Regions from separate parts of the Homo sapiens genome. Here region 1 is linked to region 2. The links are chromatin contacts, found by Hi-C or POLR2A ChIA-PET in ENCODE. All regions are on one chromosome and are shown on one strand. Each heading gives the region's core, a stretch centred on a gene start or an enhancer-like site at or near the end of the contact. The rest is flanking DNA. Distances are from core to core; before and after follow the strand shown. Region 1 has its middle 110 kb from the start of MED13. Region 2 has its middle 46 kb from the start of MED13.

What was found. Hi-C counts contacts between places; a loop is a spot of excess contacts on that map. ChIA-PET counts read pairs that join two places held with the same protein, here RNA polymerase II (POLR2A). Pooled maps may share reads with other maps.
Region 1: a map of PC-3 shows a loop between it and region 2 (5-fold over the local background). The contact joins two enhancer-like sites. A Hi-C loop is called at or near these places in 6 of 168 maps with a recorded cell type or tissue (Caco-2, K562, PC-3 and 3 more), 6 of 37 single-sample maps with no recorded cell type and 6 of 50 pooled maps. POLR2A ChIA-PET finds 5 or more read pairs at or near these places in 6 of 52 experiments (Caco-2, GM12878, OCI-LY7 and 3 more).

The regions. Positions count from the first base shown.
Region 1 is chr17:62,178,008-62,181,988 of GRCh38, reverse strand. No RefSeq gene overlaps it. Among named protein-coding and RNA genes, the nearest start is that of MED13, 110 kb to the right of the region's middle. Within about 2 kb of position 2,273, at least 3 of the 41 ENCODE cell types and tissues checked have a DNase peak (open chromatin) inside an H3K27ac peak, as active enhancers do; they include PC-3, where a contact is called at or near this core.
Region 2 is chr17:62,109,417-62,113,224 of GRCh38, reverse strand. No RefSeq gene overlaps it. Among named protein-coding and RNA genes, the nearest start is that of MED13, 46 kb to the right of the region's middle. Within about 2 kb of position 1,589, at least 3 of the 41 ENCODE cell types and tissues checked have a DNase peak (open chromatin) inside an H3K27ac peak, as active enhancers do; they include PC-3, where a contact is called at or near this core.

The DNA of each region.
Region 1 (3,981 bases), core at 1,024-3,523, 68 kb before region 2:
GCAGAGCTTGCAGTGAGCTGAGATTGTGCCACTGCACTCCAGCCTGGGCAACAGAGCGAGACTCCGTCTCAAAAAAAAAAAAAAAAAAAAAAAAGCGTCATGTGAGGTTTATGCCAGCCCCAATAACAGGCGCGCACCACCACACCTGGCTAATTTTTGTATTTTTGTGGAGACCGGTTTTGCCATATTGGCCAGGCTGGTCTTGAACTCCTGACCTCAGGTGATCTGCCTGCCTCAGACTCCCTTAGTGCTGGGATTACAGACATGAGCCACCATGCTGGCCAAGGAGGAACAATACCGAGACTGGTTCATGGATGGCTCAAGTTATACTCTGATGTGGTTACAAGCTGAAAACAAACTCTGCTAACTACAGTCTCTCTCAGGACTAGCCCTGAAATAAGAAGTGACAGGAAATCCTCCCAATGTTTAGAGATTTGGGGAGTGTGCTGATCATCTGCTTTGTGTAGAGAGAGACACATGGCTCGAGGCAAAAGTATATATGAGCTCATGGCAGTAGTGAATGTCTTCATTGGTTGCTCAGAGGCCTGGAAAGAGAAATATTAGAATATGGGAGGCCTGGGGTATGGGGAAGATATAGGTCCATAGATCTACAGGAATGGACATGAAATGTGAAGATCTTTGCATCACATGCTAATACCTGCTCCTAGCAGCCACCATGGGAGAGGCACTGAACAATAGGAGTGCACTAGGCAGAATGACCCAGCTAGCTGCTACCAGTCCCACAGGGCTGGCACAGTGTGCTCATAAATGGAGTTTATTAATCCACTTAGGCTACAGCAAAATACCACAAAAAATGTGGCTTAAGCAACAGAAATTTGTTTTCTCACAGTTCTAGAGAAAGTCCAAAAATCAAACTGCCAGCAGGGTTGGTGTCTGGTTGCAGATGGCTGCCTTCATCCTGTGTGCTCACATGCCCTTTCTTCAGTGCATGGGAGGTGGAGGGGAAGGCAGGCACATGCAAGAATAAGTGCTCTCCATGTCTCTTATAAGGGCACTAATCCTTTTGGATCAGGGCCCCACCCTTATGACCTCACTTAACCTTAATTACTTCTTTAGAGGCCCCATCTCCAAATACAGCTATATTGGGGGCTAGGGCTCCAACATACACATTTTGGGGGAAAATAAACATTTAGTCCATAGTAGTGAGTATCCACATTGGAAAGGATAGAAGCTACTCAAGGGCCCAACGTCATTTATAAAGGCTGCTGTAACTTACCCTAGTGCTGAATGTTCAGTCTGCAAGCAACAGAGACCAAAAATAAGCCCTCAATATCACAATATGCCTTAAGGAGACCAAGCAACCACAGTATTGATTGCCCTGCTATCCTAAAAGGGGCAATGAGCTGTCTTCTTGGCAATCAACGTATATCCTGGGTATGGATTTTCCTTCCTTTTTTTCTTTTTCTTTTTTTTTTTTTTTTTGAGATGGAGTCCTCTCTGTTGTCCAGGCTGGAGTGCAGTGGCACAGTCTTGGCTCATTGCAACCTCCGCCTCCCAGGTTCAAGCAATTCTCCTGTCTCAGCCTCCCAAGTTGCTGGGACTACAGGCGCATGCCACCACGCCTGGCTAATTTTTTTTGTATTTTTAGTAAAGATGGGGTTTCACCATATTGGTCAGGGTGATGTCAAACTCCTGACCTCAGGTGATCCACCCACCTTGGTCTCCCAAAGTGTTGGGATTACAGGCATTAGCCACCTCGCCTGGCTGGATTTTCCTTTCTTACTTGTGTTGCCTCATCTAGCACCACTGTCCAAGGGTTTATAGTGCTTCACTCACCATGATGGGAACCCATAAAACATTGTATTGGCTCAAGGGATCCACTTAACAGTAAAGGAGGTATGTCAGTAGGACACTTTACCATGGGATCCAGAGGTCCTATCGTATTCCATGCTACCCAGAGACATCTGGCCTGACAGTAATGGGATGGCCTTTGAAAGCCAGCTGAGACACCAGCTTAGAGTTGATAGATGGCGTCCTACAGAATGCAGTATATACCCTAAGTCAGTGCCCGTTATATAGTGCTGTGTCCCTAAAACGGTAGAATGTGTGAGTCTGGGAACCAAAGGGTAGAAGTAGGAGTGGCTGTTTATCATCCCTCCCAATAGCTCACTTAGGGAATTTGTGCTTCTAGGTTCTGTGGATCTAGAAGTCTTCAATCCCAGAGGGAAAATATTTCCACCAGGGGACACAAGAGTTCTAGTAAACTGTCAGTCACATTAGGCACTTTATACCAGGATACCAGCAGGCAAGGAAATGAGTCATCATCCTGTCAGGAGGAATTGCCCTCATCAGGAGGAGATAGGACTGCTGTCACATGATGGAGGCAGGGAAGAGTAAGTCTGGCACCCAAGTAATCCACTGGGGTTTCTCTTGATATTCCCCTGCTCAATCTTTTTTTTTTTTTTTTTTTTTGAGACAGGGTCTTGCTCTGTCGTCCAGGCTGGCGTGCAGTGGCACGATCTCAGCTCACTGCAACCTCCACCCACCAGGTTCAAGCAATTCTCCTGCCTCAGCCTCCCAAGTAGCTGGGATTACAGGCATCTGCCACCACGTCTGGCTAATTTTTGTATTTTTTGTAGAGACGGGGTTTCACCATGTTGGCCAGGTTAGTCTCAAATTCCTGACCTCAAGTGATCCACCCACCTTGGCCTCCCAAAGTGCTGAGATTACAGGTGTGAGCCACTGCACCTGGCATCCCCTGTTCAATCTTGACATTAACAGAAAAATGCAGCATCACAGCCTGAGAAAGAAAGATATAATAATCAGGGACTCCTACTGCTCATGGAAAAGGATCAGGGTCCATCTCTCAGATAGGCCAGTTAGACCAGAAGAGGTGCTGGTTGAGGGTAGAGGTAATCTGGAATGGGCAGTAGAGAAGGAAGATGATGAGTATTGATTGTGACCTTGACACCAGCTGTGGTATTGGCGGGGGCAAGGATGTGGTTCATCCCACTGTCTTTACAAGTTTCCTTAGGAAAAGAGACCAATAAGAACCCTGAAGGAACTCTTCCAAGATGGAGTGAACTTATTCTATGAAACAAGTGGACTCAAAAGGTGCAAGGAGTGCACTGTAGTGGGTGCTATGGTGAGTTGCCCAGATTCTCTTTTCAGGATGGAGGCTCTCATTTACCCAGCTGCCGGGAGTGTTGGCAGCTGATGGTTCTCAGCTGAGTCATTCTCTGGAAATTTCCTTCAGCTAAAGAGAATCACCTTGCCCAACCAAGGTCAGACCTTGGGGGCAGTCACATCCAATGACTGCTTGATGAGAGGGCCTACCCTGAAGGTAATTCCAGCTCCAGAGGTCCCTGTAGGCTCAGCTGAGGCTTCTGTCAAATTGCACTGCAGATGGATTCAATCCTACTCAATCCTACTTCGTTCCCTCTAAATTCTCCCCTTAATAAACCTCCTGTATGCAGCTTTCAGAATCTTAGGGCCTGTTTCCTGGGGAACCTGACCTACAACACAAGGTCTGCATGCAGATGGAGTTTGGGGTTCAGCATTTCTTACAACATCCCAGGTAATGCCAATGCTATCAGTATGCAGAATTCAATTTTGGAATCAGATTTATGGGGACATAATTTACATGGAGTTAAGTTGTACTCTTTTTCAGAGTATGTTTTAATGAGTTTTCAAAAATGTACAGAGTCACACAGTCACCACCACAGTCAAGATACGGAACATATCCATCACCCCCAAAAGCTCTCTCATGCTCCTTTGTACCCAATCCCCTATCCTCACTTCCATTTTCTGGCAATCATTAATCTCGTAACTGTCCCTTTGGTTTTGATTTTCTAGAATGTCATATAAATGAAATAATATTACATATAGCCCTTTGAGTGTCACTTCAATCACGTACCATGGTGTTTTGAGATTTATGTATGTCATTGAATGTATTGGTAGTTCATTCCTTTTTATTGCTATGTAGCATTTCATTGTATGGATGTATCACAATTTGCTTAT
Region 2 (3,808 bases), core at 340-2,839:
TTTTTTTTTAGATAGAGTCTTGCTCTATCACCAGGCTGGAGTGCAGTGGCACCATCTCTGCTCACTGCAAACTTCACCTCCAGGTTCAAGAGATTCTCCTGAGCCTCAGCCTCCTGAGTAACTGGGACTACAGATGCCCACCACCATGCCCAGCTAATTTTTGTATTTTTAGTAGAGGCGGGGTTTCACCATGTTGGCCAGGATGGTCTCAATCTCCTGACTTCGTGATCCACCCGCCTTGGCCTCCCAAAGTGCTGGGATTACAGGTATGAGCCACCGCGCCCAGCTGCTAAGCTCTTTATAAACATTGTTTCATTGGCTACTTACAACAACCCTGTAAGATGGGTATCAATATCCCAATTTGACAGTCGAGAATACTGAGAGTCACAGAGACCAAAGTGTAAGATGTTGGTACCATTATTGAGGAACTCCTTATTTTCACTGTGAAATAATATACAGTTATATATATATATCTGATGATGAAGGGCAGAGGGTTCCTCAAGGTGAATTCAGAACTACCATATCTCAACTACCTGGAAGATTTTATTGCAAGTAATGAGCAGTATTTTATAAGGATGCATGCATGTCCCCCAGGGTGCCTGCTATGCTAAAACCTCCACCTTGAAGAAGCAATGTGCTTTTGATAAAAGCAACTTTAGCTATGAAGACTCCATTGCAATTTGTACAGCTGTGTAATCGAAACTACTAAAAGGCAAGTTAATATATTATTCTACTCACAGAATAGCAGTTTGATTCCTATGACTTCTTGGCACATCTGTTTGGGATATAAATCCTAAGCAGACTGAGCTGTCACTTTCTAAATCTTCAAAATGCTTTACTAAGCAAAGTCTTTAGTGTGGTTAAGGGGAGAAAAAAAATTAATAGACTCCCAAGTGAGTGGAGTAGTCTAGCTCACTGCACAGTGTTTAAGGCAGGTGCAGGCGAGACTGGGGACTTGAAGAAGGTGCACTTTGAGTTAGAGAATACACACATGCCTACAAGCACCAGAAGGTGAGTCCTCTTGCCAACTAGATAATTAGAGAGGGTCTTTGGGGAATAGGTTGCCCATGTTTACAACGTGTTTAATTTTTCTTACTGGCAAGAGTTAAAATTACAATTAAGTAGGCTTGATTAGAGATGCCAATTATTACTGGCCTTCCCCATATCCCTTTGGAGTAAAATCCCTACCCACTCAACTTACTGAGTGGGCAATGGGCCACATGACCATGACTGCAGCGAATTGGTCACCTGGTCCACGGGTGTGGCCTTAAGCTGTATCCAGTGACCTATGCCTCTTGAGCTTTGGTTTAAAAAGTTAAGCAGAAGTCAAATCTTCCCTCTTGGGAACTCACAATAAAGTGTCACAAAGGAAAGCTTTGATTTTTTATGAGCTGAAACTGAAAAGCCACAGAGCTTCGGGAGCTAGAGTGGCTTTTTTTTTTCTTTTTTTTTCAGCCAGGGGCAACGGGAATAAGCTGAAAAGGCTGGTCCAGAGAGGGTGGTGCTGATTCACTGAGAGGTTAAAAAGCCCCTAGAGGGCCGGGTGTGGTGGCTTATGTCTGTAATCCTGGCACTTTGGGAGGCCAAGGCGGGTGGATCACCTGAGGTCAGGAGTTTGAGACCAGCCTGACAAACATGGTAAAATTCTGTCTCTACTAAATACATAAAAAAAATTAGCTGGGCATAGTGGTGCATGCCTACAATCCCAGCTACTTGGGAGGCTGAGGCGGGAGAATGGCTTGAACCAGGGAGGCAGTGGTTGCAGTGAGCCAAGATTGTGCCATTACACTCCAGCCTGGGCAGCAAGAGCAAAATAAAATTCCATCTAAAAAAAAAAAAGCCCTAGAGAAAGGAGGCAGTGGCTGTTCCCTAGTGCTACTGCTGTAGTTCCAATCCTTTCCAACGCTGTGAGGTTCAGTTGACTCAGGGTGTGGTACACATTTGTTTTTCCTATGAACCATCCTTTTGAATTGTCTTTGAGTAATGAGTAACTTGTCTCTAGTAAATTGACTGTCTGTTTCTTGCAACCAAAATAACAGTGTGGATCAGACTGTGGATCATCAGTATCCTGTCTAATGCTGCTGTGGGTGTTAGTACGTAGACTGTATTCCAAAGTCCCCTACTTCTTTCCTGTTTTAGTAGGGCTCTTACATTACAAGTGGCAGAAAGCCACATCAAACTGGTCTATAAAGGGGAATTTATTGGAAGGGCTGGAGTATCTGATGAAAAAACCAAGTCTGGAAAAGGACAATGGTATTCTTGGGCCTCAGGAACAACTAGAACCGAGAGCTCAAGCCCTGTCAGGACTCTAGCTCTAACTCTTGTCTCTGCTTCTCTCTACATATTTTTTTATAAGTTTAGTTTGTTGTTGTTTTGCTTTGTTTTCAGAGATAAGGTCTCATTCTATCACCCAGGCTGGAGTGCAGTGGCACTCATCATAGCTCACTGCAGCCTTCAAGTCCTGGGCTCAAGGGATCTTCCTGCCTCAGCCTCTCGTGTACCTCGGGACTACAGGTGTACGCCACCATGCCCAGCTTTGAAAAATTCTTGGCTGAGGTCAGTGGCTCACGCCTGTAATCCCAGCACTTTGGGAGGCCAAGGTGGGCAGATCATGAGGTCAGGAGACCTCATGGTTAACCAGGAGACCAGCCTGGTTAACATGGTAAAACCCCGTCTTTACTAAAAATACAAAAATTAGGCCGGGTGTGATGGCTCATGCCTGTAATCCCAACACTTTGGAAGGCTGAGGTGGGCAGATCACGAGGTCAGGAAATCGAGACCATGGTAAAACCATGGTGAAACCCTGTCTCTACTAAAATACAAAAAATTAGCCAGGCATGGTGGCACACTCCAGTAGCCCCAGCTACTCAGGAGGCTGAGGCAGGGGAATTGCTTGAACTCGGGAGGCGGAGCCTGCAGAGAGCTGAGATTGTGCCACTGCACTCCAGCCTGGCGACTGGGCAAGACTCCATCTCGGGGGAAAAAAAATCTTTCTTCTTCATACAGACTAACTTCTATATATATATGATGATCTTTGAGAGCATCCCAATGTCCTAAAGAGACTGTATGGCTTGTTAAAGCATAGGACCTGAGTCAGCTTGAGTCAGGTTGAGCTGGTTTTAAACCCAAGCTAAGCCATCAACTAACAGGGAACTGTTGGCCTTTTAGCTTAACCTTGACTTCTATATAACCGCCCCCCAACCCCATGAGCCTTGATTTCCTTTTCTAGAGGGTGGAGATGAAAAATAGGTGCCTACCTTCCAGGGTTGTTGTGAAGATTATTTATGATAATGTTTATAAAGCATTTAGTTCAGTATCTGGCATTCAGGTTAGTACTTATGACTTTCCTGCCAAATTCAAAACCTCAAAAGCCTTCTCCTTTAAGAACATAGATCTTAGTCTATCTTGATACATCAGCAAGTTGCAGGAGGTGAATTGAATTACAAGGGACCCTGCAGAAGTAAGGCATGCCAGGATCTGATAGCAGCTCTCTGAAGTAGCTCCATTAAACTGTCACTGGAGGGTGCTAATACGCCTGGGGACATTTTAGCAGGCTCTAGCACTGAAACTCACTGCTAGGCTAGGTGCACCCACCCATGGCCACCGGAGGGTGCCAGATCCTCAGGATGGGGAGCTGGCCCAGACACATTCTCAACTGGCCTAGAAGACTGTTCTTGGAGAACTAGCTGAGCTAGGGTAAGCAAGGAGGACCAATCAAGGAGCAGGTGCCTTACTAGCTTATTGGGGGTGCCATGCCAGGCAGGAACTCTGGAGACCTGGGACAAGACTCTAAGCAAACACTGAGCCT